2 separate regions of the Homo sapiens genome follow, and region 2 is linked to region 1. Evidence: read pairs that join two places in POLR2A ChIA-PET (ENCODE). Cell type or tissue: Panc1. All regions are shown on one strand. Links, peaks and the distances in the headings refer to the core of each region. The heading gives the core; the rest is flanking DNA. Region 1 overlaps LOC101928343 (a long non-coding RNA gene). Region 2 has its middle 32 kb from the start of CD300LB.

Region 1 (15,819 bases), core at 3,348-11,347:
TGGGCGACAGAGAGAAACTCTGTCTCAAATAATAATAATAAAAAAGAACAAATTTGTTCACCTTCCTAGCTTTCTGAAGATGAGAAGTCCAAGAGCATCGTAGTGGCATCTGACAAGCGTCATTCCATGGCAGAAGACAAGACAGCAGGCAAGCCTCCTAGACAGAGAGAAAAAGGGGACTGAACTCAGCCTCTCAGGAAACCACTCTCACAATAACTAACCCACTCCGGAGATAACAGCATTAATCCACTCGGAGGACTGAGCTCTCATGGCCTAATCACCTCTTAAAGACCTCACATCCCAATGCCATTACATTGACAGTTAAGTTTCAACACGAGTTTCTGAGGGAACATTCAAACCATAGCAACCCTTGTGCCATTTATTCAGCAGAGACAACAGTTGCAGGCTTCAGTTCTTTCCACCAAGAGGACCAAACAAATCTTCAGCCTTCTTGGTTCTGCTTTTATAATGTTTTCTTCTGGTTCCTTTTTTGAAAATCTTATCCCTACAGTTGTTTATAAAATAAAAGAAATGGGAATAAGCAAAGGCATGTGTTGATGGTTGAAAAACTATAAACTCACCATGTCTAATATAGGCACATTTCATTATAATCCAATTAGAAAATCCAAACTCCGACCACCTAGTAAGACCGAGTTGACACAGAAGCTATCATCTGGTTCCAAACTGAAGTCAAATCCAATAAAAGGAAATTCCAGGTATTAGAAATGTAAAGGGAACTAAAAGCCAGGTCTGTGAGCAGGATCTGATACCAAGAGGCTAATGGGGACCAGTCAAAATGAATTTGGGCCTTAGGAGGAGAGGGGCTGCTGTTTAAATAGCCACTCAGGGACAGAAGACAATGTCTCAGGTCTACACAAGACAGGGAGTGGGAGCAGAGCCCCCTGCCAAAAGCTAGGATCCATGAATGGTCATTACGCCCATGGAACAGGATGAGGGGAGACCCCATTGATGGGCTCATGGGAGTATCAAGGCATCTCCACTCCCTGTAGTTATAAGGAGTTACCTTCCATGAGAACAAGCACCTAAGTTGCACTACACAGGGGTGTGAGATCCAAAGTACAACTTCCCATCGTGTGGGAGTGTGGACAAGGACGTCAATATAAAACAGGTTGGCAAATGATGAGACTTGTAGGGCCATGGAAGAGATGAACACACACCAAAACCACACCTCCAGTTCACCTTGTGTTTTTATACACCCCATGAGCTAATGATCATTTTCACATTATTAATGGTGGGAATTTTTTTTTTAATTCATGACACATGAAAATTGTCTGAAACTAAAATTTCAGTGTACATAAATAAGTTTTACTGGAATACAGCTACACATGTTCATTTATGTATTATCTATGGCAGCTTTCATGCTACAACAGCAGAGTTTGTTACAGGACCAACGAGTTCATATGCCCATTGCACTGGAACAAACCAATACACCAAGACAACAGGGTTTGCAGCAGAGAAAGAGTTTAATGATCACAGGGTAACCAAGCAAGGAGTTGGGAGGGACCCTCAAATCCATCTCCCTGAGAAGTTCTGGGCTGGGACTTTTAAGGGGATTGTAGAGGGCAAGTAACTGGAAAATTGGGATCATTGATTGGTCAAGGTAGGATGGATGAAATCATCATGATCTGGAAACAGCCTTCTTTGGTGAATCAGCTTCTCTTGGATTCCTCTAGACCAGCTGGCATCAGTAGTTTCACTGGTATACAAGACCTGGTAAAAATATCTCAAATGGAAAACTTAATGTCTCACAATGCTTAAGATGTTACCTATGGTACAATTAAGGGGGACTATAGTCTTACAACCGGGTCTGTGTGATTCTGGGGGAATAGGCAGCAAATATGAAGAAGCAGGACAGAGAGCAGGCTGACCTCATGATTAATGCCAAATGTGCTGCAAGCTTGGTTTATTTTCATTTCTCCCCTTCCCTTCTTCCCTGATTAATTTTATAAAATTTATAGGAACAATTCCAAGTTGAGTAGTTGTGACAGAGACCGCAGAGCCCAAAAAACCTAAAATCTGTACTGGCTGGCCCTGGCAAAAGGAGTTTGCCATTCTCTGGCGTTGACGATGGACCCCTCCCCACTTGCAACCAGCAATCGTTCCCACTGGCAATTGGAAGCAGAATCCTGAAAGCAGAGCACTCTTGGGCTAGTCTTCTTGAGGGTAACAGAAGCTACTTTAGGTGGTGTGAGGATTTACCAGGGCAGAGACAACCTAGAGAGTGATCTTAGGCCAGATGGAGGGTCCAGGTAGAGTCTAGCTCAGCCCTGGTGAAGATACAGATGCTCCCGCCTGGCCCCATCTGCCTCATTTGGCAGCCCCACAAGTTGGCACTCTTCTGCTTTCCACTTAGTGCAGCCCCATAGGACCCCAGAAGAAGCAGGTAGCTTTCACCTGAGGACTTCCCCTGGCCCTCTAAGCAGCAGTTCCTACCTGCTCCTCCAGCCACACATGGGATTTCCTACAAGACAACTCCATTCCCTGCCCCTGCTTTAATCCTGCTGTGCCCCATCCCCTCAAAACACCTCCACCCTGACTCCACCGACACCTCAAACTCAGCCTGATGAACATCTAACCCTTCTCTCTCGCTGACCTCCCCAACAACTACTAGAACAACAGCAACGTGCTTCTCTTCCTTGACTCCCCGGACTGCCCCAGCCCAGAACATTCACCTCCTGCTCTTCAGGCTGTCACTAAAGCTGCTGCCCGTGGAACTGCACAGAGCTCAGGAAATTTCCTCCTCCATAGATAAGAGAAGTGAGCAAATTAAAAGATGATTCTTACTAGCTTTAAGGTTACTTCTGATATGATTAGAATAGTAGAGGATTATAAAAGGGAGAAGTTCATAAAGAAAGAGGGCAGCGATGTGCTATATTAATGTATATAGAAAAGATGCTCCTAAATTAATCAATTTATAAAGACAGAGTATATTTCTGCCAAGAATGGGAAAAGTCTTCTGTTTCTCAAGGACATAAGCTGGAGGAGGCTGCACCCTTCAGGAACCTTCTTAGCACTGTCTTAATTATTAAACACATACTCATGCAATTCTAATCCTTTAAACAACCCTGTGAGGTAGAACTTCTATTATCCCCATGTTTCAGAGGAGGAAACTGAGGCACAGAGGGGCCAATCAACCTGCTGAAGGCCTTATGACCCATTAGTGGTGAGCCACTCTATGATGGCGTTCATATGAAGCTAGGATTGGAGGGCCCAGGTTGCCTGGCTCCAGGATCTGTGTCCTTATCTCCCACTACCCAGCTGCTTGTAGTAAATTAATGCAGAAACAAGGCACAAGAGGTCATGATGGTTGCTCTGAGAGAATTAAACAGAGTGATATGGCCAAGAACCACCCAGGACGGTCTGAGAAGCCTCTGAGAAGGTGACGTTCAGAATGAGACTGTGCTGGCATTCAGAAGAGTGCACCAGATGCAAAAGAAGAGGAGGCAAGGCCGGGCATGGTGGCTCCCACCTATAATCCCAGCACTTTGGGAGGCTGAGGCAGGCAGATCACCTGAGGTTAGGGGTTTGAGACCAGCCTGGCCAACATGGTGAAACCCCATCTCTACTAAAAATACAAAATTTAGCCTGGTGGTAGCACACGCCTGTAATCCCAGCTACTAGGGAGGCTGAAGCAGGAGAATTGCTTGAACCTGGGAGGCCAAGGTTGCAGTGAGCCAAGATCACACCACTGTACTCCAGCATGAGCGACAGAGTGAGACTCTGTTGAAGAAGAAGGAGAAGGAGAGGAAGAGGAAGAGGAAGAAGAAGAAGAAGAAGAAGAAGAAGAAGAAGAAGAAGAAGAAGAGGAGGAAGAAGAAGGACGAGGAGAAGAAGAAGTGGTGGGGAGGGGGAGGGGGGAGGGGAGGGGGAGGGGAGGGGAAGAAGGAAGGTAGTAGTAGTCAGGAGAGTGAAATCAGGAGCACCTAGTGATGCAGGAGGAAAACCAGGAGAGTCTGGGCTGTAGACTGAATGCTTATGTCCCCCCAGTTTCATACATTGAAACCCTAATCCCCAAGGTGGCGGTATTTGGAGTTGGGGCCTTTGGGATATGATTAGGCCATAAGGGTGGGGCTCGCATGAATAAAATTAGTGCCCTTATAAGAAGAGACACAAGCCAGGTGCAGTGGTGCAAGCCTGTAGTCTCAGCTACTCAGGAGACTGAGCGGGGAGGATCACTAGAGGCCAGGCGTTTGAGGCTGCAGTGTGCTATGATAGTGCCTGTTAATAATCACCACACTTCAGCCTAGGCAGCATAGTGAAGCCTGTCTCTTAAATTTTTTTTTAATTAAAAAAAATCATAGAATCATAGAAGAGATACAGGAGAGCTTGCTTTCTCTCTCCCTTTCTCTGCCATGTGTAGATAAAGAAAGAAGGCAGCCATCTATAAGCCAGGAAGACAGCCCTTACCAGGAACTGATTCAGCCAGCATCTTGATCTTGAACTTCCAGCCACCAGAACTGGGAGAAATGAATTTCTTTTGTGTGAGCCACCCAATCTGTGGTATCTTTGTTATAGCAGCCTGAGCTGACTGAGATAGTCTGAAAGCAAAGAAAGGAGAAAGAAGGGAGGAAGAAGTGCTCAGCCGAGTCAAGGGCTGCTGAGGTCAAGTAAGATGCAGAAAGAGAAGATGCATTTGGATTTGACTGACAGTAAGGTTGTTGGTTCCCTCGTCAAGGGCATGTCTGTAGAGTGGTGAGCAGAGAAGACAGGTGGGCTTGACTACAGAGTAAATGACAGATGAGGAAACAGAGTCAGAAAATGCAGATGGTGGCCGGGCGCGGTGGCTCATGCCTGGAATCCCAGCACTTTGGGAGGCCAAGTCGGGTGGATCACTTGAGGTCAGGAGTTCGAGACCAACCTGGCCAACATGGCGAAACCCCGTCTCTACTAAAAATACAAAAATTCCCTGGGCGGTAGTGGCGTGTGCCTGTAATCTCAACTACTCAGGAGACTGAGGAGGAGAATCACGCGAGCCTGGGAGGTGGAGGTTTGCAGTGAGCCAAGATCACGCCACTTTACTCCAGTCCAGGTTAGAGAGCGAAACCGTGTATTAGAAAAAAAAAAAGAAAGAAAGAAAGAAAAAAGAAAAGAAGAAAAAAGAAAGTACAGACACTGTTTTATAAGAGGCTCTGAGAAGGAAAGTGGAGAGAGAGGAAACAACAGCTGGAGAGGGCTGGGGACAAAGGGGAGCGTTTGTTTAATCAAAGTCCTCCAGTATGCTGAGAGGTGAGTAGGCAGATCTTCTGGAAAACCTGTCCTGGTTGATGGGCAGATATCTCCAGGACATCATTGTGTGCTCACAGAACTTGAAATCCAAGCACAAAGATGGAGTTAATTACAACAAACTAAAATTACTCGGGTGTGGAAAAAAAAGACAACAACACTGAAAAAACTGAAACAAAATTACCAAAAACATCAAGAGCTTACACAGATCAAAATGAAAAATATTCAAACTAAAAGAAAAATTGGCAAACACCATCAACCTACAATTCTCAAAAGAAGAAATACAGATGGCTGACATTCAGAAGAAAAAGCACTTAATCTCACTGAAAATCAACCACATGGATATACTAAAACAACAAAATTATAAATTTTTCCAGATTAGCCAAGAGGTTTTCTAAGGTAATGCTCAGTAAAGGCAGGCAACAGAGTGGTGGAATCCGTATGCTGTCTATAGGTGATGTAGTGCTCTAATTCTGCAAAGCAATTTAGCAGTAAGTGACAAGAACTCTAAAAATGGGCTTTCTCTTCGCCCAGTAATTCCACTTTTCATATTCTATTCTAAGAAAAAAAAAATGAAAATGTGAACACATAGTAGTAAAAAATTTAAGAGACCGTAATTATCCAACAAAAAGAAACTATCTAACTATTGGGCCGGGCGCAGTGGCTCAAACCTATAATCCCAGCACTTTGGGAGGCCAAAGTGGGTGGACTGCTTGGGACCAGGAGTTCGAGACCAGCCTGGCCAACATGGCAAAACCCTATCTCTACTAAAAATATCAGCCTGGTGTGGTGGCACACACCTGTCATCCCAGCTACTTGGGAGGCTGAGGCAGGAGAATCACTGGAATCCAGGAAATGGAGGTTTTAGTGAGCTGAGATCGTGCCACTGCACTCCAGCCTGGAAGACACAGCGAGACTCTGCCAAAAAATAAAATAAAATAAAATAAAATAAAATAAAATAAAATAAAATAAAATAAAATAAAATAAAAATAAAAAACCCTCTTGAGAGACAATCAAGATAAAGTTCTACAAACTGAAATTACCAGATGAAAAGTTGCATTTTGAAAAATGAGAGAAATAGGTGGGATTTGACTAAAACATTAGAGATGAAGAATAATGTGAGTGAAATCTTTGAGAATGCGATGACCAAGGAGAGAATTTTCCCAGGTCCAGCGTAGCGCTTGAAAAAACACAAGCAAGCTTTAAGAAGCAACTGCCAGAAAAACAGAAACTGAGAGAGATTCTGAAATCCAGGCACTCGTGTGGGGAGATTGCAGAAGTTGGTGGTATGGCTGAAAGAAAATGAGGAAGCTTTGAAATGTGATTCAGTGGCTTCCTGCTGTAAAATCTTCACTGTCTCCTCTTAGCTGTGATCAAATCCAGACCCCAGCATGATTCACACAGCCCTGCAGGACCCAGCCTCCTTCCATCCTCCCGGCTCACACTTTTGCTCCAGCCATTCCAAAGCACAGTATTTCTAATTTCCCAAATAGCAGCTGCTCCCTCGAGCCAGCACGCCTGCATATATGGTGTTTGTCAAAGCCCTTCCAGCCTCCCACCTGCCTTCCTTGATACCTGGAGCCCCTACACATCCTTCAAAATGCCGATAAAGCTTCCCTGCAAAGCCAGCTCTGGCAGAGTCGAGCTGCTGCCTCTGTGCGGCACAGTACCTGGGTTGCATCATTCTGTCTTACGCCCCTCTCCCAGCATTCTTTTCCGGGTGAATCTGCCTTCACTGTTGCTTTGTGTAGGGCACCACAGGTGCGGTGGGTTGAGTTAATGTGCCCAAGCAAAGTCCTGTCTCATATCATTTCTCTGTTTAGTCCTTTCTATCTCATTTCCCATTTCCAATCCCCGGCATCCGTACACTTGTGTGATTGTCAGGTATACATGCTGGCTTCGTAGGAGTGTGTTTAAGTTTACATAACTGGCTGGGCGCAGTGGCTCACAGAGGCTGAGGAGGGAGGATCCCTTGATTCCAGGAGTTCAAGACCAGCCTGGGCAACATAGTGAGACCCGATCTCTACAAAAAAAATTTAAAAATTAGCCACGCATAGTGGCACACGCCCATGTTCCCAGCTACTCAGGAGGCTGAGGCAGAAGGATTGCTCAGGCCCAGGAGTTTGAGGATGGAGTGAGCCATGATTGCACCACTGCGTTTCAGCCTGGGCAAAAAGAATTTATGTAACCAGCTTTATGCCATCGATCTCATTCTGGTTTTAGCTTTTTCACTCAGCACTGGATTTTTTTTTTTTTTTTTTTTTTTTTGACGTTATCTCGTCCTGTGGCCCAGGCTGGAGTGAAATGGTGCGATCTCAGCTCACTGCAGCCTCTGCCTCCCAGATTCAAGCAATTCTGCTGTCTCAGCCTCCCAAGTAGCTGGGACTACAGGTGCACACCACCATGCCCAGTCAATTTTTGTATTTTTAGTAGAGACTAGGTTTCACCATATTAGTCAGGCTGGTCTCAAACTTCTGACCTCAGGTGATCCATCCGCCTCAGCTTCCCAAAGTGCTGGGATTACAGGTGTAAGCCATTATGCCAGGCCTCAGCACTGGGTTTTTAAGCCCCATCCACGTTACCATGGGGCCGTAGAGTTTGTTGACTAGAACTGGAGCTTGTATACTACAGGAGGTGCCGGGTTTACTTGTCGGCCCCTCCCCCATGTTGCACACCTGGGCTGCCCCCAGCTCCCTGCTCCCCAGACAGCACAGCACTGAGCATGCTCTAGCCTGGCCTCTGAGGGCCTGCATGAGAGTTTTTCTGGGCTCTGCCTGCCTCAGCAGGATTGCTGAGTCCCAAGGTAAACACACACTTAGCCTGACAGATTTCTCTCCAAAAAGGCCACGCTTGGCTTGTGAGCGTTCTTTCGTGACCAGAGCCTACAATCACAACCTGTTTCATGAAGCAGAGCAGGCTTTTCGCAAACTGCTCCCGAAGTGCAGTCTCCCTTTGATCCTGGCATGAGTGTGTTGGGTCAGGTGAAAATGCAGTAAGTCCTCGGGCCTTCCTGAGAGTCCCCAGTCTAAACCCTTGAGTCCAGATTAAGGCCAAGCCAGGATCCTCGGTTTGACTCAACAGCAAGAGCTGGAGCCATCTTCCCCACATTCCACTGCGTGGCCAGCAATGACTTCTTGCTGTCAACACAACACTGACGGTTGTGGGGGAGAAGGGGCCCTGAGGACTCCCAGCCACCCCCAATTCAGACTCCAGGCTTCTTCCTGCAATAGCTCCTTTTGAGGACCAGCTGCGCTCTTCACTTAAAGTATTTTGCGGCCGGACGCGGTGGCTCATGCCTGTAATCCCAGCACTTTGGGAGGCCGAGGAGGGTGGATCACCTGAGGTCAGGAGTTCGAGATCACCCCAGCCAACATGATGAAACCCCATCTCTACCAAAAATACAAAAAATTAGCTGGGCGTGATGGCAGAGGCCTGTAGTCCCAGCTACTCAGGAGACTGAGGTGTGAGAATTGCTTGAACTCAGGAGGCAGAGGTTGCAGTGAGTCAAGATCATGCCACTGCACTCCAGCCTGGGCCCAGAGTGAGACTGTGTCTAAGAAAAAAAAAAAAAAAAAGAAGAGATCTTAAACAATATAGGGTCTGGATAGATAGTGCTGTGACAAGCAACCCTAACATCTCAGTAGCTTAACACAATAAAGGTGTATTTCTCAGTCAGATCATAGACAAAGGAAAGTCAGGCAGATCTCTAGGTGGCAACTGGAGGACCTGGGCCCTTCCATCAGCGTCATCACCTTCATGCTGGTTTCTATGGTCACCATGGAGCATGTAAGAAATTGCACAGGTATCTAAGGCCAGGCCCAGAGTTGGGTACCAGACTTCCACCACATCCAGGGGAACCAGACACTGAGGCTGTCTGGTGGGACGTCACAGAAACAATGTGAGCCCTTGTATGCCTGGCCCTTAAAACCATCCCATGCACTTAACGTTTCCACGAAGATGAAGTAGACAGACTTTTCCCTATCCCTCCCACCAAGTAGAACTAAGCCCTGATCTTGGGTATAAAACAAGCATGAGGGCCAGGCATGGTAGCTCACACCTGTAATCCCAGCACTTTGGGAGGCCGAGGCGGGTGGATCACCTGAGGTCAGGAGTTCGAGACCAGCCTGGTCAACATGGCAAAACCCTGTCTCTACTAAAAATACAAAAAATTAGCTGGGTATGCATAGTGGCGGGCACCTGTAATCCCAGCTATTTGGGAGGCTGAGGCAGGAGAATTGCTTGAACCTGGGAGGTGGAGGTTGCAGTGAGCCAAGATCTCACCATTGCATTCCAGCCTGGGTGATGGAGCAAGACTCCATCTCGAAAAATAAAAAATAAAAATAAAACAAGCATGAGAAGGGACTGAAAGGTGGACAGACAGTAGGGTCCACGGAACAATGTAGCAATGAGTTATCTGGGTTTTCTCTTTCCTTTATGTATCCCAGACTTGGAGACAGCCCTGATGGAGAGGCCACCAATGCAGAAACAATAACAGGCACAGAAAAACAACAACAAAAGCTGTCCCTCTCTCTCTAGAAAAAAAAAAAAAAAACAGGGAACGAGCAACCCAGCAATAGAGAAGAACTTAGACAATGACTCCTCTACCCTACAGAACACCCCAGAAAAAATGATGGCCCCACCGCCCAGGCCAGCAAAGGCAGAGTGGGAGCTTAGACATCCACCTCCACCCAGCTGTAACCAGGCACCCAATCCCCCTGCCAGGTGCTGTCAGGGAAGGCTGGGTAGGGAACCTGGACTTCCACCCCCACTCAGCAGTGAGAAGCCCAACTCCCTCCCGCGGGGGTGGCCTCAACCAGGCCACATGGGGAGTAGTGAGAAAGAAAAGGGACTTTTTATCTGAGGAATGCGAGCCCTTTTAAATGGGCAGACTCAGAGAGGCATTCAGATGTGACAGCAGTCACGTCTCACTCCCCACTTGAGCGAAATAATTGTCTCTGGAAGCCACCTGCGATGCAGGCCCTAGACGAACGGACACCACATAGCCATGAACACCGTAAACACCACGCACTGGACGCCATAACTCACACCTGAGCTCAACAATGCACTGCCAGTCACCGACCGATGTGATTTCTGTGAACTAGTAAGAATTCACATCAGACAACTCCAGACTGTCAGCCCCCTCCTTGCTTCCTTTTGCCTTTCAAAACTTGCTTGTAGGCCAGGAGCGGTGGCTTACGCCTGGAATCCCAGCACTTTGGGAGGCTGAGGTGGGTAATAATTTGAGGGCAGGAATTCAATACCAGCCTGCCCATCATGGTGAAACCCTGTCTCTACCAAAAATACAATAATTAGCTGGGCGTGGTGGTGCACACCTGTAATCCCAGCTACTCAGGAGACTGAAGCAGGAGAATCACTTGAATCTGGGAGGCAGAGGTTGCGGTGAGCCGAGTCCACACCACTGTACTCCAGCCTGGGCGATAGAGCAAGATTCTGTCTCCAAAAAAAAAAAAAAAACCTGCTTGTAACAAAAGCCAAGCAGACCACTCCCAAAGGCAACTTGGAAGTGCGTCTCCGACAGCTGTCCTCACTTCAACTGAAATTAACTCTTTAAAATTGTATTTTGTGCCTCAGCTTCTTCCTGTAGGTCTTTTGACCCCTCTTGGCCAGGGGCACATCAATGGAGGCCCAGTAGAAGCCGGAATTCACATCCTCACCCACTGGGGTCCATGAAGCCCCACTTGCAAGCCCGTCTCAACGCTGGGCTACGCCACCCTTCTGTATATTCCCATGGTCCCCTCTACATTTCCACCAGGAAACCAGGTTATTGTACTCACCAATATCCTTGTCTGGATATTGGTGGCTGGGTGCAGTGGCTTACTCCTGTAATCCCAGCACTTTGGGAGGCCAAGGCAGGCAGATCACTTGAGGTCAGGAATTTGAGACCAGCCTGGCCAACATGGCAAAACCCCGTCTGTACTAAAAAAAAAAAAAAAAATACAAAAATTAGCCAGGTGTGGTGGTATGCGCCTGTAATCCCAGCTACTCACGAGGCTGAGGCAGAGGTTGCAGTGAGGTGAGATCCCGCCACTGCACTCCAGCCTGGTCGACAGAGTGAGACTTTGTCTAAAAGAAAATAAAATAAAATCCGTGTATATGTGGCTGCGTTTCTTACACAACACCTCACATTATTCAAAGAAATCTGAGACACCCACCCTCACCCCCGCTGCCTCGCTCTCAGGAAATAAGCACAGGAAAACTAAATCACTGCATGCCATCAATGGGGGAGTGTGTAAGTGACAGCAGATGTGGTGCTTCCAATGAGGCCAAGGGATAGGGACGATTGGAAAATCCCAAGCAAGGCCTGACCTGCCAACTACAGCCAAATGGAGTAATACCTTCTCCAAACACAGACAGGACTTGGGTGGCAGCCACTGGTCTTTTTTGTTGTTGTTGTTGGATTTTTTTTAGATGGGGTCTCGCTCTGTCACCCAGGCTGAAGTGCAGTGGTGCAATCTCTGCTCACCGCAACCTCAGCCTCCCAGGTTCAAGCGATTATCCTGCCTCAGCCTCCCGAGTAGCTGGGATTACAGGCACCCACCACCATGCCCAGCTAGTTTTTTTTTTTTTTTTTGGATTTTTAGTAGAGTCGGGGTTTTACCATATTGGCCAGGCTGGTCTTGAACTCCCGACCTCAGGTGATCCGCCTGCCTCGGCCTCCCAAAGTGCTGAGATTATAGGCCTGAGCCACCGCGCTCAAACTGGCAGCCACTGGTCTGAAGCAGGGAAGAACTAGGTCACCTCAAGTGTCCTGTGAGAGACCACAGTCTGTGCCGAGAGAGAGGAAGTACCCGTACAGGCCCCAGCATAACGTCCCTCGATTAGGAATTCCTTCTGACTTGCTTTTGTTGGACAGCCCTTCCTCCACAATTAGATGAGAGAAACTTGCCTCCTTGTGAGATGAGACCAACGTTATCATTAGACCTCCCCATGGGTGGAAGTTGCATTTGAGTCCTATGATTCCCTACACCAGAAAAAAAAATGATTAATATAAAAAAAAGGAGAAAGGTCAGAATGCTCCTTTCCCCTGCTGGATCAAGGCTCTGAGACAGGCTGAAGGCAGAAATCCTCTGTCATTCCTGTCCCCTTCTCAGCTACCAGGGGAGCGTGACCCGTTCTGGGGCTCCAGACACTGTTATCACAGAAGATTTGCTCTTTCTGGCAGGAAGCAAAAACGATGAGACTAGTGTTGTCCAAACTGAGGGTTGCAACCTGGTTGTGGGTCTTAAGCAGATTTTTTTCTTACAAGTAGTGTGAGAGACCAATGGAATCTCAGATTCCCAAACTCACTATGCCAAAGGGGAAGAGAAGCTTAGGAACTGGGTCACCAATGCTGTCTTCCTCTTGTTCCCAAACAGATGGCTGCAATGGCACAACCCTGTACTCCCGCTCTTCACATGTTTACTTTATCTTAAGTCAAATGCAGATTAACTGAGCTGCACACAAGACATCATTGACTTTTCCCTCCACTTCCTCTTTCCAGGTGTAAAATGTAGTTTTACCAAAGCTAATCAGAGCCTCACGGGAATGTAACCATTTGCTTCCCTGCCTCCCCTCCCTCCCTTTTTTCCCTCCTGCTTTCTCTTCCTCCTTCAAAGACTGAAGTTCCCGGTCGGGCACAGTGGCTCACACTTGTAATCCCAGCACCTTGGGAGGCTGAGGCGGGCAGATCACCTGAGGTCAGGAGTTTCAGACCAGCCTGGCCAACATGGTGAAACCCCATCTCAACTGAAAATACAAAAACATTAGCCGGGCATGGTGGTATGTGCCTGTAATCCCAGCTACTCGGGAAACTGAGGCAAGAGAATGGCTTGAACCCGGGAGGCGGAGGTTGCAGTGAGCCGAGATCATGCCATTGCATTCCAGCCTGGGTGACAGAGCAGGACTCCGTCTCAAAAAACAAAAAAAAAGTTCCTAAAACCTCCTTTGGAAAATGCATCTGTGATCTGTTTTGTTTTGTTTTTTTTTTCCTGGACAACCTTGGCTAAACAAACCTCTAATGCACTGAGACCTGCCTCAGTCATGTTTTGGTCTGTAACAGGGTATGTCAGGATCAATCAGAGCACATCTCAGGTTATAATGATAAACACTGAGATTTTATTTTTTTTTTCTGTATGCGTATACAAGTATTGCCAAGTAACTAACTTTCTCACTGTGAGTCATGGTCAAAAAATACTAAAAGTCACGACATGGGCCGAGTGAGGTGGCTCACGCCTGTAATCCCAGCACTTTGGGAGGCCAAGGCAGTTGGATCACCTGAAGTCAGGAGTTTGAGACCAGCCTGGCCAACATGGTGAAACCCCATCTCTACTAAAAATACAAAATTAGTAGGGCGTGGTAGCACGTGCCTGTAATCCCAGCTACTCGGAAGGCTGAGGCATAAGAGTCCTTAAACCCGGGAGGTGGAGGTTGCAGTGAGCCGAGAACACGCTACCATACTCCAGTCTGGGTGACAGACTGAGACGCCGACTTAAAAAAAAAATTCATGACATCAATTATGTGTGAGCATTTTACTTCAATCCAGAATAAAGAACAAGGGAACTCTCCCACCACCCTCTGTCTCTTGGTGCCCAGAAACTCCATCGAGCACGTTCTGGTCCAGAAAAAAAGAGGGGGCCCTGCAGTGGCCAACCCTATGTCTTGCTCCATTCAGCCTGCTGTAACTGAAATACTACAAAGTGGGCAGCTTAAGCAGTCATTTATTTCTTACAGTTATAGATGCTGGACATCCAAGATCAGGGTGTCAGCCTGGTCAGGCTCTGGCGAAGGCCTCTTCTGGGTTGCAGATGACTGCCTTCTCTTTCCATCTTCACATGGCAGAGAGGGAGGTCTACAAAGCTCTCTGGAGTCTCTTTTATGAGGGCACTCATCCCATTTATGAGGGCTCCAGTTTCAAGACCTAATCGCTTCCCAAACCCCCAATACCATCAGCTTCATGGTCAGGATTTCAACATATGAATCTTTGGTGGGGGAAGAAGGGGGACACAAACTTTCAGTCCATCATCCCTGGAACAGGCAGATAATGCCAGCATTTTCTTCATCAGTGTCATGGACTTGGCGTTATGCAAGAGCAGTGTCGATCAGGAACGGGAAACAAGAAGGTTTTTGTGGTTATGACCGAAACCATCTGCTCACATCAGCCCATTTGTGGCTTTTATTTCTTTTTTTAATACTCAATTTGAGCAGAGAGCAGGCTGAGAAAGGAGTGCTGGCATCAGGAGCTGGCAGCGTTAGAAGCACCTATGCAGAGGGACAAAAGCCCCAAAGTGAGCGACTGCTGGGCTTCGAGCCCCAGTGCCCCCCACCTCACCACGCCCATGACTCCTGCATCTTCCTCCGAGACCCACCCTGCACAGCTGACTCACTTGCCTTCGTCTGTGCAAATAACTTCCCCATGGGTCTCCTTTTTCATTTGCTTCTCTCCCCTTTATTTCAGGCTACTAAGGGATGCAACGTTGACGGTGCTAAGCAGAGCCTAGAATAGGAGAGAGGGCTCTCCAGAAAAGACCTGGAACATTAGAGATGAGCAATGCCACTGTTAGGAGCCCATGGGTCCCGCCCTAAGCCTCCGAGGCCTCTCCTTCACCTTCATATCCACACCAGACAGGGCTGGTGAGCGAATTCTGGAGGATTCAAGGCGAGAGAGAGTCCCCTGTGTTCTTAACTTCGGGGAGCTGAGGTCACAGATACACTTGAGATTGTAACAAAAGCTATACACCCATGCCCTAGGAAAACACACACATACACTGAGTTTCGCATATCCTATTAAAAGAATCTCCAGAGTCTTTCTATGTATTCCTAGCTAGGACCCCCCACCCTGGCAGGGCGCGGTGGCTCACACCTGTAATCCCAGCACTTTGGGAGGCCAAGGCGGGTGGATCACATGAGGCCAAGAGTTGGAGACCAGCCTGGTCAACATGGTGAAACCCTGTCTCTACTAAAAATACAAAAGTTAGCTGGGCATTGGTGGTGGGTACCTGTAATCCCAGCTACTTGGGAGGCTGAGGCAGGAGAATCCCTTGAACCCGAGAGGAGGAAGTTGCAGTGAGCCAAGATCGTGCCATTGCACTCCAGCCTGGGTGACAAGAGCAAAACTCCAACTCAAAAAAAAGAAAAAGAAAAAAGAAACAGATGAGAGAGATATGACTCTGATGCTAGAACAGAGGAGGAGCCTGCAGAAGGTGTGCAAGCACACATGTGCGCACGTGCACACACATACCAGCTGTCAGACACAGTCTGTGCTCTTTGGGAAGGAGGGTGGGGGTTACAGGACACTCCCATGTGACAAAACAGCAATCATCCCATGTCCCCTGGGTGCATAAAAACATCTCTCTTTGCACACCAGCACACAGCCACATCTTCCTTGCTGGGGTTCTTTGTGACCACTGTGAAAAAGCATTTGCCAGGGCTGTCTTGATGGTACACGGCGCTCCTCTCCTGACCTCAGGTGGTCCACCCACCTCAGCCTCCCAAAGCTCTGGGATTACAGGCGTGAGCCACCGCACCTGACCCAGACCCTGCATTCCTTTCCCCACTGGGCTTCTCTAATGTTCAGAA
Region 2 (15,819 bases), core at 3,101-11,100, 130 kb before region 1:
CTCAAGACATCCTCCCCTCTCGGCTTCCCAACAGGTTAAGATTACAGGCATGAGCCACTGCACCCAGCCTGATAATATTTTGGGGGTAAATAAATATTGGGGTGAATAAATAAAAATATTATTTCAAATATCAGTTATCCAAATTGATTATGTAATATTTAATCAAATTGATTATTGATTATTCAAATATCAAAGGTGACTTTGATCTTGAATTCAGTTAATTGAGCCTTAGGAGATTACGGACCCCTGTAAATCCAAGCTCCCTGCTCCTTTCTATTCACTGGCATTCTAGACTCATTCACCACACACATTAACTAACAGACAGATGCCAGCGTCGTGCTTTACCTGTTAAACAGTTACGAGTCTGGTTGGTACAGCCAGACTGTCTCTGTCTGCATGAGCCGGGTACAGAAAGGGGCCACTCCAGTGTTTTACAGATGGTTCTAATATGTTATTACTAAACACTTGCCACAACAGCTTGCATAGGCAGCTGAGGTCACTCGGTCACCTCAACATTCTGTGATCAGCCACATGAGCTGTTGGGTTTTACCAGGAAAAGAGTGACTAGTTATGCTTCTCTTTTTTAATTTTAATTTTTTTTTTTTTGAGATGGAGTCTTGCTCTGCCACCCAGGCTAGAGTACAATGACACGATCTCGGCTCACTGCAGCCTCTGCCTCCTGGGTTCAAGCGATTCTCCCATCTCAGCCTCCAGAGTAGCTGAGATTACAGGCACATGCCTCCATGCCCAACTAATTTTTGTATTTTTAGTAGAGACAAGGTTTCACCATGTTGGCCAGGCTGGCCTCAAACTGCTGACCTCAGGTGACCCACCCGCCTCAGCCTCCCAAAGTGCTGGGATTACAGGCATGAACCGCCACTCCCAGCCTCCTCTTATAATTTATTTAAAAGGCCATGGTGCTTTATAGAACAGCTTAACAATTACTGAGAAGAAAGAAAGAAGGAAAGAAAGACAGAGAGGAAGAAAGGAAGGTAATTCACATGCAGAGAGAACATTCCACTTTATTCTTTTTGTTTTTTTCAGGGAATGGGTGAGCTGAGGGGTTTATTCACACAACAGAATGCTTTGCAGCAGTGACAACAGATTGCCTTTTTTTATTTTATTTCATTTTATTTTATTTGAGACAGGGTCTTGCTCTGTCACCCAGGCTGGAGTCCAGTGGTGCAATCTTGGCTCACTACAATCTCTGCTTCCCAGGTTCAAGTGATTCTTCTGCCTCAGCCTCTCCAGTAACTGGGATTACAGGTACATGCCACCATGCCCGGCTAATTTTTTTGTACTTTTAGTAGAGACAGGGTTTCGCCATGTTGGCCAGGCTGGTCTCGAACTTCTGGCCTCAAGTGATCCTCTTGCCTCGATCTCCCAAAGTGCTGGGATTATAGGCATGAGCCACCATGCCTGGCCACCTTCTTTATTTTACAGAAGAGCCACGGGCCAGAGAGGCTACTTGAAATGACAAATGCCACTCCATTGGGTGATAATATCTGAACCTTGAATCTAGGAATTCTGGATCTTAGCATTAAAAACAACAACAATGAAAAAAAAAACCTTGTATTTTGAAACAATTTCAAACTTAAGGAAAAATTGTGGAAAAGGTACAAAGACCTCCCGTATGTCATTTTCCCAGATTTACCCTTTTTTTTTTTTAATTTGCCACTTTTTTGTTACTCTGTTTCTATCTATGCGTTTTTCCCCAGAACCATCTGAGAACAGGTTGCTGACACTGTCTTTGTCTGCATGTGCCGGGTACACAAAGGTGCCACTCCGGTGTTTTCTGAAAGTAGCTGGTGAAGCCTTCCCGTAGTTGTGCCTTGTCTTTGTTTTACAATCCAAGTTCACCTTCAAAATACAGCGCCTCACTTGGCATGTCCAATGCCAACATGATAGATATTCGGAGGATTAAATAATGTTAGGTTAATCATCAATATGTTCACAATTGGTCCAAGGAGGTGAAAGACATTTTCTAATTAGCCCAAGCCTTTTAGAAAGATGACTCAGGGCTGAATTATCCACAGTTTAGAAAATGACCTCACAATTATGTTTCTTTGTTTTTAAAGTTTACTGTTTGGGCAAACACCAGCCCTGGTTTGTAGACCTGACTCTGCCTGGGAACCAAACATAGAGATTTGATAGCCACGTATCTCCACCCTGTGGCCATGCGGGGAATCACACATGCCTGGATTCCCAAGCCTGTTGAATTCGTTGGGGTTGGTCTGTCAACGCCAAAGGAATTCTGTACTTTCTGGGTCAATGCAGCTGAGAAGCGGGAGGGCTTGAAACAGGGGAACAGACAGAAAACTCCTGCATGGCTTTCCAGCCCCTCTGCACGCCCAGTCCTTGGATGTTTTGTGCCGAAAGAAAACTCAACTCCTTGGCCGGGCACGGTGGCTCACGTCTGTTATCCCAGCATTTTGGGAGGCCAAGGCAGGCGGATCACTTGAGGTCAGGAGTTCAAGAGCAGCCTGGCCAACATGGCGAAACCCCGTCTCTACTAAAAATACAAAAATTAGCCGGGTGTGGTGGCGGACACCTGTAATCCCAGCTACTTGGGAGGCTGAGGCAGGAGAATCGCTTGAACCTGGGAGGCGGAGGTTGCAGTGAGCCAAGATCGCGCCATTGCACCCCAGCCTAGGTGACAGAGCAAGACTCTGTCTCAAAAAACAAACAAACAAACAAAACAAGAAAACTCAACTCCTCTCTAACTTTGAGTTTCTTTATTTCATATCCAATTGTCCCTTCCCAATTCCTAGATTTTCCCACCCCGACTGCAGTGTGTCAAAGGCAAGGGCAGCCACCCCACCTGTGGTTGGTGTCATGGGTTTGGGGTCAGATAGAACAGGCCTTAAATCCCACCTCTGCCCTTGTGACCTACATGGTCTGGGGCTGCCATTCAAGGCCATCTGGGTCTCAGTTTCTTCATTTGTTCCAGCAATGGTCCAGTGCCCCTCCAGTGCGTTCACCCTCACCAGGCTCTGAAGCAAGCTCTTATTTATTTATTTCTATTTTGAGAGGGAGTCTCAGTCACTGAGGTTGGAGTGCAGTGGTGCGATCTAGGCTCACTGCAACCTCTGCCTCCCGGGTTCAAATGATTCTCCTGCCTCAGCCTCCCAAGTAGCTGGGATTACAGGCACCTGCCACCACACCTGGCTAATTTTTGTATTTTAGTAAAGATGGGGTTTCGCCATGTTGCCCAGGCTGGTCTCAATCCCCTGACCTCAGGTGATTCACTCACCTGGGCCTCCCAAAGTGCTGGGATTACAGATGTAAGCCACCGCACCTGGCCACTCTTATTTATTTATACAGACAGGGTCTCACCATGTGGTCCCAGTTGGGCTTAACCTCCTGGTCTCAAGCAAATCTCCCTCCTCAGCCTCCTGACTGGCTGGGACCGCAGTGTGACCCACTACACCCAGCTGATGCAAGCCCTTAACAAAAGGCCCTGCCATTCTCTCCCTGGGCATCCTCATGCTGTTTCGTCACCTCTGGGACTCTTTCTAAGCACCCCTGACCTGCATCCTCATTGTCCAAAATTTCTTTGCTGTCGATTCTTTCCTTTGCTCCTGTTCTCGGGTCCTTTGAATTTGACCTTTGGACTCTCCCCTTTGACCTACATTCTGCAAATCTGGCCACATGGTGCATTGGAGCCCGGGACCTACTCCTGAAGCCCAGGCTGAGGGCAAGCTCTGGGTTCCTATGTGTCTGGTAAGGAAAGTGGGAAATGGGAACAGCAGGTTCTACCTTCCAGGAGTGTTGAGAGTTACAGGAAAGAATTGAGTAGAGTCCTTGATCCCAAAGTATTCTCTCTGTATATGAATTACCTCCCTTTCTTCCTCCCTTCCTCTTTCTTTCCTGTCTTCTTTTTTTCTCTCTTCTCCGTAATTGTTAAGCCATTCTTTTTTTTTTTTTTTTTTTTTTTTGAGATGGAGTCTCGCTCTGTCACCCAGGCTAGAGTGCAGTGGCACGGTCTCGGCTCACTGCACTCTGCCTCCCCGGTTCACGCCATTCTCCTGCCTCAGCCTCCCGAGTAGCTGGGACTACAGGCGCCCGCCACCACACCCGGCTAATTTTTGTATTTTTAGTAGAGACGGGGTTTCATCGTGTTAGCCAGGATGGTCTTGATCTCCTGACCTTGTGATCCGCCCACCTCGGCCTCCCAAAGCGCTGGGATTACAGGTGTGAGCCACCGCGCCTGGCTTGTTAAGCCATTCTATAAAGCACAATGACCTTCTTAATAAATTATTAAAGCATAACTAGCCACTCTTTTCCTAGTAAAACCCAACAGCAGATGTGCCTGCTGTTGACCAGGTGACCGAGTGACCTCAGCCGCCTATGCAAGCTGTGGTGGCAAGTGTTCAGTAATAACATAATAGAACAATCTGTAAGGGTGGCAGCCGTACCACCCAGATGCAGTGGCTCATGCCTGTAATCCCAGCACTTTGGGAGGCCAATGTGGGTGGATCACTTGAGGTCAGGAGTTCAAGACCAGCCCAGCCAATATGCGAAACCCTGTCTCTACTGAAAATACAAAAATTAGCTGGGGTGGTGCGTGCCTATAATCCCAGCTACTTGGGAGGCTGAGGCAGGAGAATCGTGTGAACCTGGGAGGCAGAGGTTTTAGTGAGCTGAGATTGCACCATTGCACTCCAGCCTGGGCAACAGAGTGAGACTCTATCTCAGGAAAAAAAAAATATATATATATATATATATGGTGAAGCACGATGCTGGCATCTGTCTGTGAGTTAATGTGTGCAGTGGAAGAATCTGGAATGCCAGGAAACAAAAGGGATGATGGGTTATGAGGAAGGAGCAGGGCGCTTTGACTGACAGGTGTGGGTAATCACCTGACACACAATTAACTGAATTCAAGATCAAAGTCACCTGCAGAATATCAATGGGCTAAGCTGCTCTGCCTTCCACAGAAGCAGAACAGGATCAGAAAACTCCCTCTCTAAGCATTCCGTACCTGGGTTAGCAAGAGTGTCACGAATGTCCAAACTTGCTAGATTATCAATCTCACAGGCCATCAGCTGACCCAAAGGACATGGGGTCAGGAGAAAGTTCTGCATAAGATTCTCTACAAGTGTCAGAGAAAGAGCTCTGGGAAATGGGATTTTGGGGCCATTTTCACTCCCATCACAAACGAAGTAGAAGCAGCTTCATCCCCACTGAGACTGTAGCTGGCCTCTCAGAGCCTCAGGAAAACCTTGGAGTGTGAGGGGAGGAGGGGGAGCTTCATGACGAGAGAGCTGAAACTCCATAATCAACACGGTGTCAACTGGAACTTTCTCCTTAGCCTCTGGATTTCACATTTCCCTTAGGAGAATCTAATGTCTACCTCTTTATTTGGCAGTCTTATATGGAATTTATGTAGAATGTTGCTTTGAATCTTCTCAACTAATTCCCATTCTGATTTTTTTCAACTTAAAAATTTTTATTTTTATTTTTTGAGACAGGTTTTCACTCTCTTGCTCAAGCTTGAGTGTAGTGGTGCAATCATAGCTCACTGCAACCACAACCTCCTAGGCTCAAGCAATTCTCCCACCTCAGCCTCCCAAGTAGCTGGGACTACAGGCACATACCACCATGCCCAGCTAATTTTTTTGCTTTTGCTTTGTGTATGTATGTGTGGTTTTGTTTTGTTTTGTTTTGTTTTGTTTTGTTTTGTTTTGTAGAGACAGGGTCTCACTATGTTGCCCAGGCTGGTCTTGATCTCTTGGGTTTAAGTAACTCCCACCTCAGCCTCCCAAATTGCTGGGATTACAGGTGTGAGTCACTGCACCTGACCCCATTCTGATTTTTTAAAAATTTATGAATAAATAACCTATTTAGACATTTTGAATCAGAGGTACGTGGACCCAACTAATCATGTGGTTACTATCAGGAAGCCAGGACCAGGAATAGTGGTTAGAAGAAGAACCAAGTCATCCATTCATCCATCCATCCATCCATCCAGTAACGAATATGTATGATATTTTTCCTATATGGGGACACAGTCTAGAAGGAGCTTGGAGACCAGTTGGGGAGCCTGATAACATTAAGTGTCAAAATGTTACTACAAAATGTCCTGAGTTACAATGATAGAGAAAGTCAAGGAGTCCTGGGAGCAGGCAGGACAGGCACATCCCACTGTGGTGGAGGGCAAGTAGGCACCTGTGTAGCTTCCTGAAAATGGCTCTTGGATGGTGGATGGAGTCTTACAAGATAAGCAAGCCGGGTGCCTCTAAAGCAAAGTGCATGGCAAGAGGTTTGGATGAGGCAGGGCCTGGGGAGGAAGAGCTGGCCACTCCTTCCTGTTGGAGCAGAAAGGGGAGGCCTCGAGTGGTGGGAAGTGAGGGCGGAGGGAGAGGCCAGCTCACAGAACATCAGCTTCACTGACAGGCTTCAATTTCATTTTGCAAACAATTTAGAAGCCATTAAAAGTTTTTTTTTAGGCCAGGCGTGGTGGCTCACGCCTATAATCCCAGCACTTTGGGAGTCTGAGGCAGGCAGATCACCTGAGGTCCGGAGTTCGAGACCAGCCTGGCCAACGTGGTGAAACCCTGCCTCTACTAAGAATACAAAAATTAGCCAGGCGTGGTGGCGCATGCCTATAATCCCAGCTACTCAGGAGGCTGAGGCAGGAGAATTGTTTGAACCCAGGAGACGGAGGTTGCAGTGAGCCAAGATCACACCACTGCACTCCAGCCTGGGTGACACACTGGACTCGATCTCAAAAAAAAAAAAAAAATTTTTTTTATATTAACTACAGAAAAAAGATCTATTTGTTGTAAAAAAAAAAGTTAGAAAATACAGACAAAAAGAAGAAAATAACAATGTTCATATATCTACATTTTTTCCTTATAAAATATGGGTTCAAATAACATATACTCTTAAAATTTGTATCATGTTCCTTTTATGGATGTAATGTAATTTATTTAACCATATCTTTACTGTTGGGGATTTAGGATGTTTCTAGTTTCTTGCTATTATAACCAATTATGTGACCATTCTTGCACATAATTATTTCTTTAGGATACACTCTTAGAAATGTCTCGGCCCAGGGGTAGTATATTCGATAGGATTTGGGTGCAATTTATTCTCCTATCAGCCTGGTATGGAAATATCCTTCAGCATATCCCATGGCCAACATTGGGAATGGTGCCTTTAAAAAAATGATTTAAACTTCTGCCAATTACAAATAAATAGTTCTCATTGCTTTTAAATAAATACCATTAATTCTGGCCGGGTTCTGTGGCTCACGTCTGTAATCCTGGCACTTTGAGAGGCCAAGGCAGGCAGATCACTTGAGGCCAGGAGTTTGAGACCAGCCTGGACAACATGGTGAAACCCCGTCTCTACTAAAAATACAAAAAGTTAGCCAGGCATGGTGGTGCATGCCTGTAATCCCAGCTACTCGTGAGGCTGAGGCAGGAGAATCGCTTGAGCCCAGGAGGCGGAGGTTGCAGTGAGCCAAGATCATGCCGCTGCACTCCAGCCTGGGTGACAGAGCGAGACTCCATCTCAAAAACAAACAATCAACAATAACAACAAAAAGAATAACATTAATTCAGAAAAGTGTGTATCGTTCCATATCCAGATGATGTCTCTTAACACACACACAAAAAGAAAAGTAAAAATTATTTAATTAGCCAGGCGCGGTGGCAAGCTCCCATAATCCCAGCTACTGGGGAGGCTGAGGCAGGAGAATTGCTTGCACCTGGGAGGCAGAGGTTGCAGTGAGCCGAGATCGCGCCATTGCACTCCAACCTGGGTGACAGAGCAAGACTCCATCTCAGGACAAAAAAAAAAAAAAATTTTAAACCCATGTGCAATGGACAGAAAATTAAAACAGTACAGGAAGTTATAAAATTAACAAAAAAGTCTCCTTCCTCCTACCCTACCCCTAGTACCATTCCACAAAAGTGACTACTGTTAGCCATTTCTTACACAGCTTTCAGAAAACTTATTATTATTTCAAAATTATTTTCAAAAGGGCTAATCCAGGCGCAGTGGTTCACATTTGTAATCCCAGCACTTTGGGAGGCCGAGGCAGGCGGATCACCTGAGGTCAGGAGTTCAAGACCAGCCTGGCCAACTTGGTGAAACCCTGTCTCTACTAAAAATACAAAATTAGCCAAGTGTGGTGACACACACCTGTAATCCCAGCTACTTGGGAGGCTGAGGAAGGAGAATCGCTTGAGCTCAGGAGGCAGAGGTTGCAGCGAGTCAAGATCGCGCCACTGCACTCCAGCATGGGCGACACAGCAAGACTCCATCTCCAAAAAAAGTGGGGGGAGGGGCTCATAATTCTTCATACCTCACTTTTGCATATGTCCTAGAGACCTTGTTATACAAGTACACACAAATCTACCTCATTCTTTTATATGTGATTCCACAGTTTTAATTCATTCCGTTATTTACTCATTTACTTGATGACTTTTATTGAATACCTACTATATACCATGGAGCTATACAGCAGAGACATAGCAGTGAAGAAGATAAATGAGGCCCCTTCTGTCTGGTCCTTGTATCTTAGTGGGCAGTAGACAGAACAAACAAAACAAAAGCAAGCTTCGTTCAGATCATCACAGAACTGCTGTGTGAAGATCTGAATTGTGTACAGCTGAGAGTGATGAGAGGCAGGAAGGGCTGCTTGCATAGGGAGGTCATGGAGGGACTTCCTGACATTTGAGCTGAGACTTGAGAAGGAGCCAGCCACACAATAATATAGAGTGAGAGCATTCCTGGCAGAGGAAACAGCTCAGGCAAAGGCTCTAAGGGGGAACAAGGCTAGTGTGTCCCAGGCTTAGGGTGCCGGCCAGATGAGTACAGAGTAGACAATGTGGGGAGCTTGGTGGGAGGCAGACGCAGAAAGGCAGAGGCAGGCAGTGGTCAGATCAGGGAAGGGTTAATACGCAAATGTGTGGATTTTGTCCTAAGTGGAAACTCTGAAAAATTTCAAGCAAGGGAGTCACACAATGGCACCTTGGAATGGGGTGGTGGATGTGGCCATTGGAGAAGGTGGACAAGCTCAGAATGCATTCTGGCCGTAGAGCCAACCCAACAGGCTGAAGGATTGGATGTGGGAGGGAGTGAAAAGAAAGGAATAAAAATTGCAGGTGACTTCTACGGTTTTCACTTGAGCAATTGGGAGGGCAGTAAAGGTGGGTCCCTTTACGGAAATGGAAAGACTAAGAGAGCAGCAGTTTTGGGGTGGAATTGGGGAGAGGAAACAGGGACTCTGTTGGGCGTACAGATGCTCAAATAAAGATGACAAGCCCCCTATTGGCTGTATGAGTCAGGCGCTGGGGGAGGGACTGGAGCTGTAGGTGCACAATGCATGCCGATGTATCTGTGTGTCATACAAGGCCCCATGTATGACTGCGTGTGTATACACATGCACAGATGCACACATTGTTATGTCATCCCAGACCATGTTTTTGTATTTTTGTACCTGTATCTTGGTATATATCTGAGTATATCTTTTTTTTTTTTTTTTTTTTTTTTTTTTGAGACAGAGTCTTGCTCTGTTGCCCAGGCTGGAGTGCAGTGGTGTGATCTTGGCTCACTGCAACCTCTGTCTCCCGGGTTCAAGCGATTCTTCTGCCTCAGCCTCCCAAGTAGCTGGGACTACAGGCGTGCACCACCACACCCAGCTAATTTTTGTATTTTTAGTAGAGATGGGGTTTCACCGTGTTGGCCAGGCTGGTCTCGATCTCCTGACCTCGTGATCTGCCCACTTCAGCCTCCCAAAGTGCTGGGATTACAGGCGTGAGCCACCACGCCTGGCCTATCTGAGTATATCTTTAGGAGAAATTTCCAATAGTGGAGCATTAGTCAAAAGGTCCATGAATTGACTTTTTTTTAATAGATCTTGACAAATTTTCCTTCAAAAAGCTCTTGCCCACTGTCATGCCAAGCGTCAGGTTCCAGCCCATGTTGAGGTCTGAGGGGAGTGGGTGGATGGGTGGCGAATAGCGGAAGGAATATTTAGGGGGCTGTAGGCAGGTAAAATATGGTTTTATTCAGCAGCTTTTTCATCAGCAGTTTTTTTTATATACTTTAAGTTCTAGGGTACATGTGTACAATGTGCAGGTTTGTTACATAGGTATATATGTGCCATGTTGGTTTGCTGCACCCATCAGCTCGTCATTTACACTAGGTATTTCTCCTAATGCTATCCCTCCCCCAGCCCCCCACCCCTTGACAGGCCCCGGTGTGTGATGTTCCCCACCCTGTGTCCAAGTGTTCTCATTGTTCGATTCCTACCTATGAGTGAGAACATTCGGTGTTTGGTTTTCTGTCCTTGTGATAGTTTCATCAGAAGCTTTCTCATACAATTCACCTTTATCTCGGCTGCCTGCTCCAGCTTTGCGGCTCTTGCCATTCCCAGGCTTACAGCTGCATTCCCTGGCCTACAAGCCTGGCTCTCCCTTATGGGGTCAGCAGTTTTACTCTCTGCCTCTGGGCACAAGCCATGCCGAACCACATGTACAGCGTCAGCAGGGCAGTTATACCTTTTACAGACAATAGTGGCTCTGAGCCACTTACACAAACAGATTACATAACAAGTGGAGTTATGCGCCTGCGCGCCAGACTCCCTGAGTCACGCTGGCCCTGATGTTTGCCTCTGCCTGTTTTGTTTTTGTTTTTGTTTTTGTTTTTTGAGACGGAGTTTCGCTCTGTCGCCCAGGCTGGAGTGCAATGGTGCAATCTCGGCTTACTGTAACCTCCGCCTCCCAGGTTCAAGCGATTCTCCTGCCTCAGCCTCCCGAGCCACCACACCCAGCTATTTTTTTTTTTTTTTTGTATTTATAGTAGAGATGGGGTTTCACCATGTTGGCCAGGCTGGTCTCAAACACCTGACCTCTGGTGATCCACCCGCCTCAGCCTCCCAAAGTGTTAGGATTGCAGGCGTGAGCCACCGCACCTGGCTAACCTATTCTTGACCAAAGCACATCCATGTACCTTACACCCACTTACCTTCCCATCAAGAACACTCAACGATGTCCCTTTCCCTACACTCTCGCCAGTATTGGATATTTTCACACTCTATTTTCTTTTCAATCTGATAGAAGAAAATAATATCTTATAATTTTCAGAATTTGCATTCCTTTATTTGCCATTTTAGTTTTTTTCCTGTGAACTATCCATTTGCCCATTTTGCCATTGAGCTTTTAATCTATCTTACTGAGTTCCTCCGAGTGCTTTGTAAATTAAGAAAATAAGCTCTCTGTCAAATTGCCTGCAACATTTCCTTCATAGCTTGTCATTTTTTAAAAAACTTTCAAAGGTGTTTTCACCCAGTGATGTTTCATCTTTTTTCTGAGGTCAGATTTCTCAATCATTTGCTTTATAAAGTTTGAGTTTTCCTTAGGATGCTCCATTTCAAGAGTCTAATAAATTCACCCATTATTCTAAAACTTTTGTAAATTTCATTTTATATTTTCAGTTTATTCTAAAACTTGCAGTTTTCAGTTTATTCTAAAACTTTTAAATAGTCTAAGACTTTAGAAAGATTTCAGTTTATTCTAAAACTTGTGTAGTTTCTTCGTATTTAAATCTTTGATCCATTTGAAACTATTTTGGCTTACAGAGTGCGGTATGAACAGAACTTGAGTTTGTATAAGACTTAGCCAGCTGTCTCTACATCACTGATTGAGTAACCCCTCGTGTCCCATGCATAGTCCTAGGCGCCACTGTGCTGGATCAGAAGCGAAGGGAGAAGGTTAAGTGACTCACTCAGTATTTGACCACAACACTGCTTAGCTCAAAAGTCCACCTTGCTGCCCCCTTTTAGTTAAAATGAGCCTGTTAGTGAGACCCTTGATTTTTTTAGCTTTTTTTATTTTTAGTTTTTCTGGGTCATAGTAGGTGTATATATTTATGAGGTGCCTCGGGAGCATTCTGGACCATCACAGACGCTTTGGGTAACTCTTACATTGGAGGGTAAGCCCATCCCCTTCTTAATCAATACGGAGGCTACCCACTCCACATTACCTTCTTTTCGAGGGCCTGTTTCCCTTGCCTCCATAACTGTTGTGGCTATTGACGACCAGGCTTCTAAACCTCTTAAAGCTCCCCAACTCTGGTGCCAACTTGGACAACATTCTTTTATGCACTCCTTTTTAGTTATCCCCACCTGCCCAGTTCCCTTATTAGGTGAGGCATTTTAACTAAATTGTCTGCTTCCCTGACTATTCCTGGGCTATAGCCACACCTCATTGCTGCCCTTTTCCCCAGTTTAAATCCTCCTTCGCATCATCCCCTTGTGTCTCCCTACCTTAATCCACAAGTATAGGACACCTCTACTCCCTCCTTGGTGACCGATCATGCACCCCTTACCATTCCATTAAAACCTAATCACCCTTACCCCGCTCAACACCAGTATCCCATCCCACAGCACACTTTAAAAGGATTAAAGCCTGTTATCACTGGCCTGCTACAGCATGGCCTTCTAAAGCCTATAAACTCTCCTTGCAATTCCTCCATTTTACCTGTCCAAAACCCGGAAAAGTCTTACAGGTTAGTTCAGGATCTGCACCTTATCAACCAAATTGTCTTGCCTATCCACACCGTGATGCCAAACCCATATACTCTCCTATCCTCAATACCTCCCTCCACAACCCATTATTCTGTTCTAGATAAATGTAGCTGACCCCATAGATCCTAAATCCTTTCCCCACTCCTCTTTCCATTCCTTAAAAAACTCATCCCAACCCTTTTCATTACACACAGCTGAAGTACAGGACTGTGTGGTCGGAATTCTTACACAAGAGCTGGAACCACGCCCTGTAGTCTTTCTGTCCAAACAACTTGACCTTACTGTTTTAGCCTAGCCCTCATGTCTGCGTGCAGCGGCTGCCACTGCTTTAATATTTTAGAGGCCCTCAAAATCACAAACTATGCTCAACTCACTCCGTACAGTTCTCATAACTTCCAAAATCTATTTTCTTCCTCCCACCTGATGCATATACTTTCTGCCCTCCGGCTCCTTTGGCTATACTCACTCTTTGTTGAGTCTCCCACAGTTACCATTGTTCCTGGCCCAGACTTCAATCCAGCCTCCCACATTATTCTGGATACCACACCTGACCCCCATGACTCTATCTCTCTGATCCACCTGACATTTATTCCATTTCCCCATCTTTCCTTCTTTCCTATTCCTCACCCTGATCACACTTGGTTTATTGATGGCAGTTCCACCAGGCCTAATCACCACTCATCAGCAAAGGCAGGCTATGCTATAGTATCTTCCACATCTATCATTGAGGCTACTGCTCTGCCCTGCTCCACTCCCTCTCAGCAAGGCGAACTCATTGCCTTAACTCAGGCCCTCACTCTTGCAAAGGGACTACGCGTCAATATTTATACTGACTCTAAATATGCCTTCCATATCCTGCACCACCATGCTGTTACATGGGCAGAAAGAAATTTCCTCACTACACAAGAGTCCTCCATTATTAATGTGTCCTTAATAAAACCTCTTCTTAAAGCTGCTTTACTTTCAAAGGAAGCTGGAGTCATTCGCTGCAAGGGCCATCAAAAGGCATCAGATCCCATTGCTCAGGGCAACTCTTATGCTGATAAGGTAGCTAAAGAGGCAGCTAGTTTTCCAACTTCTGTCCCTGATGGCCAGTTTTTCTCCTCATTGGTCACTCCTATTTACTGTCCCACTGAAGTTTCCACCTATCAATCCCTCTCCACTCAAGGCAGATGGTTTTTAGACAAAAAAAAAATCTCCTTCAAGCCTCACTAGCCCATTCTATTCCTGTCGTCATTTCATAACCTCTTCCATGTAGGTTACAAGCCATTAGCCCGCCTCTTAAAAACTCTCATTTCCTTTCCATTGTGAAAATCTATCCCCAATCCACCACTCTTGACTCCCTCTTGGAGTGGGTAGATGATCTTTGCTGACAGGACACACTCCAATACTCTCACCCTTATGAAGTCCTGTTCTTTACTTTTATACTCACTCTTATTCTTGTTCCCGTTCTTATGCCACCCTCTCTACCTCTTCGCAGCTATCTCCACCACACTATCAATCTCACTCACTCTCTCCTAGCTGTTTCTAATCCTTCTTTAACAAACAATTGCTGGCTTTACATTTCTCTTTCCTCCAAAATCAATGAGGCCCCGACTTACTCACTGCTAAAAAAAGGGGGACTCTGTATATTTTTAAATGAACAGTGTTGTTTTTACCTAAATCAGTCTGGCCTGGTATATGACAACATAAAAAAACTCAAGGATAGAGCCCAAAAACTCACTAACCAAGCAAATAATTGCGTTGATCCCCCTTGGACACTGTCTAATTGGATGTCCTGGGTACTCCCAATTCTTAGTTCTTTAATACCTATTTTTCTCCTTCTTTTATTCGGACCTTGTGTCTTCCATTTAGCTTCTCAATTCATACAAAACACATACAGTCCATCACCAATCATTCTGTGCAACAAATCCTACTTCTAACAACCCCACAATATCACCCCTTACCCCAAAATCTTTCTTCAGTTTAATCTCTCCCACTCTAGGTTCCCATGCTGCCCCTAATCCCACTCTAAGCATCCCTGAGAAACATCGCCCATTATCTCTCCATACTACCCCCCAAAATTTTCGCCACCCCAACACTTCACCACTATTTTGTTTTGTTTTTCTTATTAATATAAGAAGACAGGAATGTCAGGCCTCTGAGCCCAAGCTAAGCCATCATGTCCCCTGTGACCTGCACATATACATCCAGATGGCCTGAAGCAACTGAAGATCCACAAAAGAAGTGAAAATAGCCTTAACTGATGACATTCCACCATTGTGATTTGTTCCTGCCCCACCCTAACTGATACGCTATATTCTCCCCTGCCCTTAAGAAGGTACTTTGTAATATTCTCCCCGCCCTTGAGAATGTACTTTTTATGCCTATCCCAAACCTGTAAGAACTAATGATAATCCCACCACCCTTTGCTGACTCATTTTTTGGACTCAGCCTGCCTGCATCCAGATGAAATAAACAACCTTGTTGCTCACACAAAGCCTGTTTGGTGGTCTCTTCACATGGACGTGTGTGACAATCTCATTGAGTTTTGAGTTGCATTTCTCTGATGATCAATGATGTTGAGCACGTTTTCATATACCTGTTTGCCTTTTGTAGATCTTCTTTGAAAGATGTCTATCAGATCTTTTGCCCATTTTTTAATTAGATTATTATATTTTTTCCTACTGTGTTATTTGGGCTCCTTACATATTCTGGTTATTAATCCCTTGTCAAATGGGTGTTTGCAAATATTTTCTCCCATTCTGTGGATTGTTGCTTCATTTTGGTGATTGTTTCTTTTGCTGTACAGAAGCTTTTTAACTTGATGTGATCCCATTTGCCCATTTTTGCTTAGGTTGCCTGTGCTTGTGGAGTATTACTCAAGAAATATTTTCCAAGTCCAATGTTCTGGAGAATTTCCTCAGTATTTTCTTTTAGTAGTTTCACAGTTTGAGATCTTAGATTTAAGTATTTAATCCCCACCCCCTTTTTTTTGTGAGACAAGGTCTGGCTTTATCGCCCTGTCTGCAGTACAGTACCATGATCTCAGTTCACTGCAACCTCTATCTCCCAGGCTCAAGCCATCCTCCCACCTCAGTCTCCCCAGTTCCTGGGACTACAGGCACATACACCATGCCCAGCTGTTTTTTGGGGTTTTTTTTGTTTGTTTGTTTTAGATGGGGTTTTGCCATGTTGTCCAGGCTGGCCTTGAACTCATGAGTTCAGGTGATCTGCCTGCCTTGGCCTCCTAAAGTGTTGGGATTACAGGCATGAGCCACCACACCCGGCCTCTT

The links. ChIA-PET counts read pairs that join two places held together with the same protein. Peaks named below come from ENCODE experiments on the same cell type or tissue, not always from the same donor. Only the 100,000 strongest peaks of a DNase experiment are listed, where the experiment ranks them.
Region 2: POLR2A ChIA-PET joins it to region 1 with 10 read pairs; 3 of 35 experiments call an interaction of 5 or more read pairs at or near these places.

Annotation. Positions count from the first base shown.
Region 1 is chr17:74,625,458-74,641,276 of GRCh38, forward strand. LOC101928343 (a long non-coding RNA gene) reads left to right here. Exons shown (of 4, transcript NR_158152.1): 4 at 70-539. Among named protein-coding and RNA genes, the nearest start is that of CD300E, 9.6 kb to the left of the region's middle. RefSeq lists enhancers at 6,226-6,726, 6,727-7,227, 9,953-10,002. In Panc1, for the core only: no CTCF peak of the experiment used is centred there; no DNase peak of the experiment used is centred there; H3K4me3 peaks cover 571 bases; H3K27ac peaks cover 298 bases; H3K27me3 peaks cover 419 bases.
Region 2 is chr17:74,491,360-74,507,178 of GRCh38, forward strand. No RefSeq gene overlaps it. Among named protein-coding and RNA genes, the nearest start is that of CD300LB, 32 kb to the right of the region's middle. In Panc1, for the core only: no CTCF peak of the experiment used is centred there; a DNase peak (open chromatin) is centred at 10,562; H3K27me3 peaks cover 129 bases.